Regions from separate parts of the Homo sapiens genome. Here region 1 is linked to region 2. The links are chromatin contacts, found by Hi-C or POLR2A ChIA-PET in ENCODE. All regions are on one chromosome and are shown on one strand. Each heading gives the region's core, a stretch centred on a gene start or an enhancer-like site at or near the end of the contact. The rest is flanking DNA. Distances are from core to core; before and after follow the strand shown. Region 1 holds the start of IFI30 (IFI30 lysosomal thiol reductase). Region 2 overlaps MED26 (mediator complex subunit 26).

Region 1 (5,185 bases), core at 2,462-4,961, 1.6 Mb after region 2:
GGAGGCTGAGGCGTGAGAATCTCTTGAACCCAGGAGATGGAGGTTGCAGTGAGCAGAGATCGTGCCACTGCACTCCAGCCTGGGTAACAGAGGGAGACTCCTCCGTCTCAAAAAAATAAATAAATAAACTTGTGAGCTGGCCCCAACCCCTCCTAGGAATCACAGCTCCCCGTACTGGTGCCGCCGCAGTGGCCAAGTTGCGACACTGCCCACGGCCCCTCCCTCTGATGCAGATTCAGGGCTTCTCTTCGATCATGTTGGGTTTTGATTCTGTTTTTCCTTGACTGCAAAACCCTCTTTCCTCTCCTCTTTTGGGACAAGAGCCCTGGTTTTCTACGCTGCCCTTGGCCACCACACTGCCTGCCCCACGAGCTGGGAGGCAGGTTTTGTACGGTACGTTGTTATTGATATGATATAAAACATCAAACGTCGTGGGTGATTCTGTTGTCAGTGACTGGGCTTCAGTACCACCTCTGCGTGTCGGGGACCCTGGTGTCTACGGGGGTCACAGCAGGTCGGACCCGTGGGTTTAACTCCAAGCCCCTCTGAGACCCGACAACCCCTCCCTCCCCCAGTTTAGCTGCTCAAGCCTGGAGAGGTTGAGGCAGTGCCCAAGGTCATACAGGAGAGAGATTCGAATCCTGAGCTCCCGACTGCTCAGGGGACCCCAGACCCCATCCAGCCCCTCAAGTGCTTCCAAGCTGCTTCCCCCGCCCACCGCCCCCAAATTTGAATCCTGTCGCAACCATCAGCTGTGTCCTTGGGAAAGTTGTATCCCCTCCCTGATCCACAGCTTCCTCATTCATTGCCAAGTGGCGTCAAAAGTCAAAACCCTCCCATGCCACAGGGAGGAGTCTCCCGTGTCTTTGATGTTCTCAAGTCGTCGGCACCTCCAGCCAGCATTGGAGGCTCTTCTCTGACCTCTCCTCACCCACTCCCATGCACAGCCCGCCGGGTCCCAGGAGACGCTGAGCAAAAGCCCTGTGGGGTTTTTTGTGTTTCTTTTTAAAGAGTCAAGGTCTCTCACTCTGTCACCCAGGCTGGAGTGCAGTTGTGCGAACACAGCTCGCGGCTCACAGCCTCAAGCTCCTGGTTCCCAGCCTCAAGCAGTCCTCTCATCTCAGCCTTTAGAGTCACTGGATTACGGGTGTGTGTCACCATGTCCAGCTAATTATTTTTAAATTTTTTTAGAAACAAGATCTTGCCGAGTGCAGTGGCTCACACCTGTAATTCCAGCACTTGGGGAAGCCAAGGCAGGCAGATCACTTGAGGTCAGGAGTTTGAGACCAGCCTGGCCAACATGGTAAAACCTGGTCTCCACTAAAAATACAAAAAAAAATTAGCCAGACATGGTGGCGCATGCCTGTAATCCCAGCTACTTGGGAGGCTGAGATAGGAAGATCAGATGAACCTGGGAGGTCAACGCTGCACCAAGCCAAGATCGTGCCACTGTTCTCCAGCCTGGGTGACAGAGTGAGACTCTGTCTCAAGAAAAAAAAAAAAAAAAAGGGTCTTGCCCTTTTCCAGGTGGGTCTCAAACTCCTGGCCTCTAGTGATCCTCCCACCTCAGCCTCCCTGAGTCGCGTAAGCCACCACGCGTGGCCTCATGGCGTCTTTGACTTGGACTCCTGTTTACCACCCTCCCCATCACACCCAGAATCCACACCCCCACTGCGACGTCATTGTCCCTTCAGCCCTCCCCAACCCTGGGGCCTCACTGTCCTTGTCTGTTTTGTACAGCCACCTCTCAAGGCCCAACAAGGCTGAACCTGGGGCAAGTGCAGAAAGAAACCTCCACTCTGACCCAGTCTACTGCTGGGACCTTGGGACAGGACCTGCCTCCCTTAGCCTCAGAGCCCCCTAGCCTTGCCAGGCACTGTCCCTGCCATGTGTCCTGTCTGGAGATAACCCATAAATAACTCCAGCCCAGATTGTGCCTCTCACTGCATAGGTGCTCACAGGAGAAAGGTTGCCATCTTTATGATCCCAGCTATGCTGAGCTGGGGGTGGAAGAGAATATCCCGTGTGGTCTCTAAAAACACTCAACCACTGGCTGTGTGTCCTTGGCAAAATAGCCTTCCCTCTCTGATCAGCCATTTATTTGTTACCAGCTGGAGTCAGTAGCACCTACCCCCAGCCCCAACTGGATGCTTCTGAGGGTTCAATGATAAAATGGGTTGTAGGCCCACTCTATGCCTGGCACCAAGCCAGAGAGCAATACATTGTAGGGTTACATTTATGATTTCTTCCAATAGGGCTGGTGCCTGGTAACTACTGGAAAAATTGTAGCAATTATATTTATGGTTATTTCTTCAATCCCACCCGGCATAGGGTAAGCACCAAAGTTGGGGTGGTGAGTCTTGGGGAGCCTTTGCCAACGGTTTGGTCGTCTGAGGGATGGGCTCGGGGACCATCCAGCCACTGGGACTTCAGAGAAGCTCCGGCTCCCAAACCAGCTACTGTGTGTGTGGCCAGGGTCTTCCCCACAACTAGAGGGGGGCACAGCTGGGGACTCAGGTATATCTTCCAGCTGGGTGTGGGACATTTTCTTCCCTAGGATCCGATGTGTCTTGCCCTGAATGTAAGGCCTGGCAGGGTTGGAATGTCTCAGTTATTCCCCCAACACTCCAGCCTCCATCTGGGCCTTTTTTCCAGGCTATTCTCTCTGCCTTCACTGTTGGGGCCACTGTCCTGTGTAGGCACCAAGGCCTGACCATGCCATCCAGAAGCCCCAGCCTGGGACAACTCTCCCCCACCTGCCTCTGAGCCCTCCATGGTGACTCTTGTTCCCCAAACCTTATCCTTCTCCCCATTACACAGAAGGGAAAGCTGAGGCTCTGTCACTCAAATCCAAAGCCAGGTGGACTCCAAGCCACCCCACCCCTATCCCAGACAGCACAGGCTGCCTCTCTCCCCCATGGGCGTCCCTTGAAGGCCAGGTTGCCCCCCACCCCCCACAAGCCTTGAACGATGAAAAGAAGGAAGGCCAGTTCTCTTCACCCCAAGCCAGAAGTGGGGCTGGGTGGGTACCCTAGAGAAATGACACGCCACTCCCTGCGCCAGCTTCTGCTTTCCGGCGTGGCTGTGGTCAAGCCTGAGTCAGTCCCACGGGACCACGGTGAGGGGTCTGGAGCGTCGGGGTCAGGAGTTTGAGGGGGGAAGGGTTGAGGGGCAGGATGTGGGGGTTGGGTGTGAGGGAGGTCACGGGCGAGACTGGAGGGAGGAGACCTGGCCACACAGGCCTTGCCCACTCTCGGGGGCCTGAATATTTCAGTTACTCCCCCAAAACCCCGGCCTCCATCCCATCCCCAGCCTCCATCCGACGTCACCCCTGTTAGGTCACAGGCCCACTCTGAGAGTGGGTCTCGGGCCTCAAGTCCCCTAGCCGCCCCTAGAAGGTCTAGGGGTGCGTGGAGACACCACCATTCCTCTCAGCCTGTGTCTGTCTCAAAGGCCCCACCTCACCTCCCCTAAAGGTAGTCTTGCGCCAGGGCTCACGTGCCTGGGCAGGGCTGATTGCCAAGGGGCCCAATGGCCTCGTGACTGGGGACCCAGCACCTGGCAGGGGTGGGGGTGGGACACTCAGAGGAAGGAGTGGAGGAGGGAGAGACGCTGGCCCGGGACCCGAGGGGCGTGGGCATCGGGAGGCGGGCCCGGGTTAGGGGCGGGACCGCCGCCTGGTTAAAGGCGCTTATTTCCCAGGCAGCCGCTGCAGTCGCCACACCTTTGCCCCTGCTGCGATGACCCTGTCGCCACTTCTGCTGTTCCTGCCACCGCTGCTGCTGCTGCTGGACGTCCCCACGGCGGCGGTGCAGGCGTCCCCTCTGCAAGCGTTAGACTTCTTTGGGAATGGGCCACCAGTTAACTACAAGGTAGGGACGGCGACAGGGCGGGCAGGCTGGAGGGAACAGGCGCCCTGTCGGGGCACGCGGCTCCTTCTTTCTCCCCAGACTTCACAGGGGAAGACCAGGGCCCCGAGGGGACGCTGTCCCTGCCGGGTTCCTGGAAAAACCCTGTTCAGTTCCCGGCGCTGCGGCCACACTCCCTCCGTGCCGTTTCGCTTTCGCATCCCGCATCTGAGAGGCGCAGCTGCCTCCACCCGCCTAGTCCCGCCCAAGGGTTCAATGAGCGCCTACTGTGTACTTTTGGGGCAGGAGCTGGGGTCTCCTTTTGTGGCCCAGGGCACAAGTTCAGCAGCTGGCCAAGGGCCGCCGGCATGCATTCTTGCTGCTACCCTTGATGCATTCATTCCAGCCAGGGCAGGGCTCGCGTGTCTTTGGGACCTATTAGGCAGATGCCCTAGAGGCTGAGCGACTTGCTCACCGCTCCAGCGACATGGGCCACCCGCCACCCCTCAGCTGAAGCCGGAAGTCAGCACCTATTAGGTGCCGCCTCTATTCAGTCGGACTTGGAAAGGGTTCACGTGGATCCCTTGCTCAGCTCAGAGGCAAGGTCTCCAGGTGAAGTGACAAGAAATGAGCATGGGCCAAGGCCGGAGGCGGTGGCTCATGCCTGTAATCCCAACACTTTGGAAGTCTGAGGCAGGCAGATCACGAGGTCAGGAGTTCGAGACCATTCTGGCCTACATGGAGAAACCCTGTCTCTACTAAAAATACAAAAATTAGCTGGGTGTGGTGGCATGTGCCTATAATCCCAGCTACTCAGGAGGCTGAGGCAGGACAATTGCTTGAACCAGGGAGTCGGGTGTTGCAGTGAGCCGAGATCGTGCCGCAGCACACCAGCCTAGCGACAGTGAGACTCCATCTCAAAAAAAAAAAAAAAAGTCTCAAAGTCAAGATTCCACCTGGCAAGTTCTGGAAGGCGTGCAAGATGAATTGCGTATCACAGCCCCCTTTCTACAAGACTACCAAGTGGGGTTGAGAGAAGTGGGGAACTGCCCAGGGCTACACCTGCCTCCCACGCCTTCCTAATCCACAGACAGGCAATCTATACCTGCGGGGGCCCCTGAAGAAGTCCAATGCACCGCTTGTCAATGTGACCCTCTACTATGAAGCACTGTGCGGTGGCTGCCGAGCCTTCCTGATCCGGGAGCTCTTCCCAACATGGCTGTTGGTCATGGAGATCCTCAATGTCACGCTGGTGCCCTACGGAAACGCACAGGTGTGTGGGCGCTGGGGAAACTGAGGCACGTGGGCAGGGGAGCAGGGGACCCAGCCTACCAGCA
Region 2 (4,861 bases), core at 66-2,565:
GCAGCTCTTCAGGCTTGCCAGGGCCATGTCTGTGGCCCGATGGCCAATTGCAGCCTCTTGCTGTCAGGAATAGCCTGGCACATCTGAGGCCCCCTCCTCCTTTGGATTCTCCCTTGGGATTTGTTCCCAGTCCAAAAAAACCTCTCAAAACACCTGCCAAGTTGCTTTCCCAAAGGGGCAGGAATCCCGTCAGGAACTGTAGCCTCTCACTTCTCCACTAGGGACCCCTCAATAGATGCAGATGGGTCTGAACTTCCTTAACCATCAACGAAGACAGGCGTTGCCTCCCCTTTCTACCAACACTGACCGCCCCTGCCCACTTAATTTGCTTCAGTTTGGCCTCTTCATTGCTGCGGGAAGTGCCTGTGAAGGGCAAGGGTGTTGGGTGGGGGTGGGGGGTGTCGACAGCAGAACCTCCATGCAGCTACTAGGAGAAGCAGGGGTAAATGCAGCAAGGAGCACTCTGGAAGCAGGTGGGACCTCCCTGGGGTGCCTGCTCCAAAGGCAGGCAGGGCAGGAAGTTAGCAGGTGGGACCAGGTGTGGCACAGGTATACATGCAGGTCCAGCCCAGCCGCCTGGTACATGAATGTTGATGGAACTGACTCCACTGTCACACCGAACACTTTCAGGTCTTAGAATGGAAATCCATGAGGCATGATCAGGTACACATGGGCCAATAGGAATGTGAACATTAATCTCGTCCTTCTGGAATCTCAGAAAAACCAAGCAGGGAGGCCTGGTCTCAGGTCATAGGCATCACAGCTAGCATAGATACTGAGGAAGAACAGTTTGCATCCAGGCAGAGGGTGAACTGGGGCCACCAGCACAACCCTCAGCACACAGGTGCCCCACACTTCAGGGATGCCCCAGGAACACACGCATGGGGGCATGGAGGGGACAACTTCTCGCCCAAGACCACAAGAGGTCTGGCTGTCCCAGGGCTCTTTTGTGGTCATCCTTCCACATGAGAACTTAAAAAGGCTTCCACGGGCGCGGTGGTGTGCACCTGTAATCCCAGCTACTCGGGAGGCTGAGGCAGGAGAATCGCTCAAACCTGGGAGGCGGAGGTTGCAATGAGCTGAGATCACGCCACTGCACTCCAGCCTCGGTGACAGAGCAAGACTCCGTCTCAAAAAAAAGAAAAAGAAAAAAAAAACCGAAACCCAAACACTGCCCCCCCCCGCCCCGCCAAAAAAAAACAAAAAACAAAACAAAAAAAAGAAAGGCTTCCGGAAAGGCTGGCACCTTTGTCCCCAGAGAGCCCCATAGCCTGTGCTAAGCCACAATTCCAGCCAGCCTAACTGGTGACATGTGCTGTTCAGCTCACAGGAAATGTGAGGAAGGAGGCGGGGCTGGACACGCACAGAGACAGCCTGAGGGAGGGGCCAGCACCCCTCAGAAGCAGCCTGGGTCAGGCGCCTGGAGCTGCGTGAGACACCTCATTCTCCCACACCCTGGGAGCAGTGGGGAACCCTGTATGCGACTTCACAGCACACCACGCTCCGTGTGAGCTATTAAAGACCCACCACGCATCCTCGTCTTTCAGTGACACTTTCCTGAAGAAATAATACAATCTGGAATTTGCTACAGAATCATCCCCTAGGGTGAGTGACAGGAGGGGGATGGGTGAAACAAAGTCACATGGCTGTAAGCAGCTATCTACTGAAGCAGGATGGTTACCTTTCTCTACTTTTATGCTTGAAATTTCTCACAAATAAAGATGAGAAAATACATCTATTTCCTAGCATTTGTTTGGGAGAGTTCACTGATCTAGAAGGACTGGCAGCCATCTAAAGGGGAAGTGAGCAAATAGCTGTTTCCAACTCCTCATAGTGGCTTCACTGTCCACCATCTGGCCCCTGAGTGGGGCAGCAAGGGCCGAGGGCTGGGTAGGATGCCACCTCCCTCCACGTGAGCCTGTCTCAAGTCTCAGGCCTCCTAACTGATTTGAACTGCACAACACCATCTATCTGGTGAGACCCCAGGAGCCCCTCACCAAGCTCCCCTACTCTGGTACTGGGCTGCTGCTTAACAGACCTGGTGCAGAAACAGCAGGCACCCCTGGGGCTGGAGAGGGGAGCTCTGAGTACCCATGCCAGCTGTCCATCCCGGTCCGACTCTCAGGTGTCCTCACGCCTCTCTTCTAAAGGAAACCACAGAGAGCCCGAACCAGGGGCACACGCTAGGTCGACAGTTCCTTCCTGCAGGGAGAGGCCTGACCTGTACCAGGAAGGAGCCCAGGACAGCCACCACCACAGAGAGGACAGGCCCTCAAGTGGCCCAGACCAGGAGGGAGGACTTGGCAAGAAGGGGTGGGGGCTAGGTCACTCTCTTCCAGAAGGGGAGAAACATAACAATGAGCCAGCAGTAACCCAGGGAAGGGACAGCCGTCACTCCAGGACCTGCCCAGCCCCAGTCAGCACCACCTCCCTCCCATCTGCGATCCACATCCTATGGCTCTGGGCACAGCTGAGCCACAGGACACAGCCACTCAGAACTTTCTTTCCAGGTTTCCCTCAAAGGCCAGCCAGCAGCACTCCTCTGTGGCCCTGTGAAACCCAGTGACACCTCTGACCCCTCCGGAGTCCGGAAGACTAGACTCTTCTGAAAACCCACCTACGACAGGGTGCGTGGAATCACCTTTCAAACCAAACTCCTGTCGGCAAATATTTTAATTGGGCCACGGCATGTGTCCGAGTTTTTCTTCTGTGAAGAGGATCACTGGGTCTGAGTGCAAAGCTGGGGCCTGTTCAGTGGAGTGGACCCGCTACTGGCCAACCTCTTCCTCGCTTTATTACAGGGGTGTGTAAGTAAAACCCTCAGGCCCTGAGTAATTACTGCTGGGGATTTCCAGCCCTGGTCTGAAACAAGGAACTGAGACTGAGTTTTGAGTCCCAGCAGCCCCTTGGCTTGCCTCTCCATTTTCTCCACATCTGAACTGTTCCCACCCCGCCTGAGATCCCCAGCCTCTTGGGAATGCAGCTGTGGTAGCAAAGGGGAAACCCTGTGCTGCCCAAGGTCTGACCAACCAATAGTCCCAAGGGTGCTGAGCCTGGGCAGGCCCAACCGGGCACAACTCGCACAGGACCATCACTGGTGGGTTGCCCTTGTGCCAAGTTCTTTCACGTCATCCTCACAAGCGCACTCTACAGATAAGGTAACTGAGGGCCAGGAAGGTAATGGAGGTCCCGGGTAGACCACACAGCTAGAAGATGGTGAGGCCTGGCCTTCCACTAGCCTGACATGGCTACCAAACACACAGGGCCCATCTGGTGCTTTGAGTAGGTGGGGTGAAGGGTACCAGGTGCCACCAGCCTGTGGTGATGTCGGCACTCTGTAAAGACTCTCCTGACGTGCTCCTGCAGTGAAATGCACAGGTTACAAACAGTTCCTTGAACCCACACAGGGCCACCTCCACGGTCTCCGTGTTGTCTATGCCTTGTCCCCAGGATGCCTGAGAGGCAGGACCAGGGTGACCCAGGCATGCACGGGCCACCACAGCAGGGCTTCAGATGGCACTGGAGCCCACTCCCCACCGGGCTGGCCCTGGGAACAGTGCACATGGAGCACAGACTGCAGTTCTGCACTCCCCCACCTCGGTGTCCGGCCAGCCTTCCTGACCACCCTGGACGGTGGGCGGCACTGCCCTGGCAGCCTGTGGGCCCGCACCTGTGCCCCACAGCCCACATAACCTGCTCCTTGGGCTCAAAACAGCCCCTGCTGAGGCCTCAGTGGCAAAGCACCTGTAAAAACCGGTTCACTTTAAAAACAACAATGGGGATGTTGTCGGGTTTTTTTTTTTTTTTTAATGCAGAATGGTCTAGACAGTAATTTACAAAAACTACTTAGCTCAAAAGACTGTGGAAGTGTTCATCAGCAAGCAAGCTGTCCTTCCAAACCCAAACATGCCACAGATGGCACCCAGAAACAGACAGTCTGCCTTCAATGTGCTAAGCATTCTAATGCCGTCCGCGGCTGAGTCACCTCGCCCACCCCCCAACCCCCAACACACAGTCGTGTCTGCTGAGGACACACGGGTGAATCAAACAGGGCTTTGCTGGGAGAGTGTGTGTCTGTGATTTGGTTCCCGCCACACCAAGTCTTCCTGCTTCTGACAAACTCCGCACGTGTTCCCAGGCAGCTGGGAGCCAAACTGCCTCTGGTGCAAGTCAGTACAAGAGGCGGCACCTGCATCCCCACCCCACCTCCACCCCAAGACCCCAGCTCTGCCCTCCCTCTCAGCTCTGGAAAGCGCAGCCCTGAGGGGTGCTGCTGTGCTTACCCTCAGGCGGGCCCCACCCTGCACTCTCCGCTCAGCCTCATGGGGCTGGTGCAGGTCCACCAGGCTCTGCCCAGTGAAGGCACCTTCCTCTGAGGGGACCTCATGGGAGCCTCAAACCCCAGGGGCAAAGCCTCAAGTTCACAGCTTCTCAGAGGAAGAATGACACTGGGAGGAACAATGACGGGAAGGTGCATGTCTCGGCCACAGCCACCAAGCTCACCACTTGAAAAGCACTTCCTGCTGGGGCCCTCCTGCTACTCCCAGGAGCAGCCGGCCACCTGAGTGGTCTGTCATGTCCATGTGGCCCTCCCTGTCCTGCAGCCACAGCTCCTGTAATGCTTGGGCAAGTATGCAATTGCATGCTACAACTCAGCCCGGGGGACGGGAAATGCCACCTGAGTACAGGCAGCACGCGGAGCCCTGACTGAACCCCATGAGCAACTCAGAAAGAGGAAGCCCAGGGCTTGGGGCAGAAGTAGGAGCTCCATCAGTAGGCATGCCTGACTTCTGCAGCGAGGGAAACTTGCAGATGAAGCCAGGAGGCAGGCAGCGCTGCTCTCCACAGCCACTGCCCCCAC

The links. A loop is a pair of places that touch in the nucleus more often than their neighbours do. ChIA-PET counts read pairs that join two places held with the same protein, here RNA polymerase II (POLR2A). Pooled maps may share reads with other maps.
Region 1: a pooled map shows a loop between it and region 2 (9-fold over the local background). The contact joins the promoter of IFI30 here to the enhancer-like site in region 2. A Hi-C loop is called at or near these places in 1 of 37 single-sample maps with no recorded cell type and 3 of 50 pooled maps. POLR2A ChIA-PET finds 5 or more read pairs at or near these places in 2 of 52 experiments (activated B cell and activated CD8-positive, alpha-beta memory T cell).

What each region holds. Positions count from the first base shown.
Region 1 is chr19:18,170,102-18,175,286 of GRCh38, forward strand. It overlaps IFI30 (IFI30 lysosomal thiol reductase), which reads left to right and starts at 3,712. Exons shown (of 7, transcript NM_006332.5): 1 at 3,712-3,872; 2 at 4,939-5,121. The coding sequence starts at 3,741. It overlaps PIK3R2 (phosphoinositide-3-kinase regulatory subunit 2), which reads left to right. Exons shown (of 16, transcript NM_005027.4): 16 at 1-431. RefSeq lists enhancers at 810-1,029, 4,077-4,146, 4,274-4,939 and a silencer at 3,457-3,766.
Region 2 is chr19:16,583,121-16,587,981 of GRCh38, forward strand. The region is part of intron 1 of MED26 (mediator complex subunit 26); the gene reads right to left. Among named protein-coding and RNA genes, the nearest start is that of SLC35E1, 13 kb to the left of the region's middle. RefSeq lists enhancers at 1-13, 810-999, 1,699-2,235, 2,490-3,139, 2,873-3,755 and 1 more. Within about 2 kb of position 1,316, at least 32 of the 41 ENCODE cell types and tissues checked have a DNase peak (open chromatin) inside an H3K27ac peak, as active enhancers do.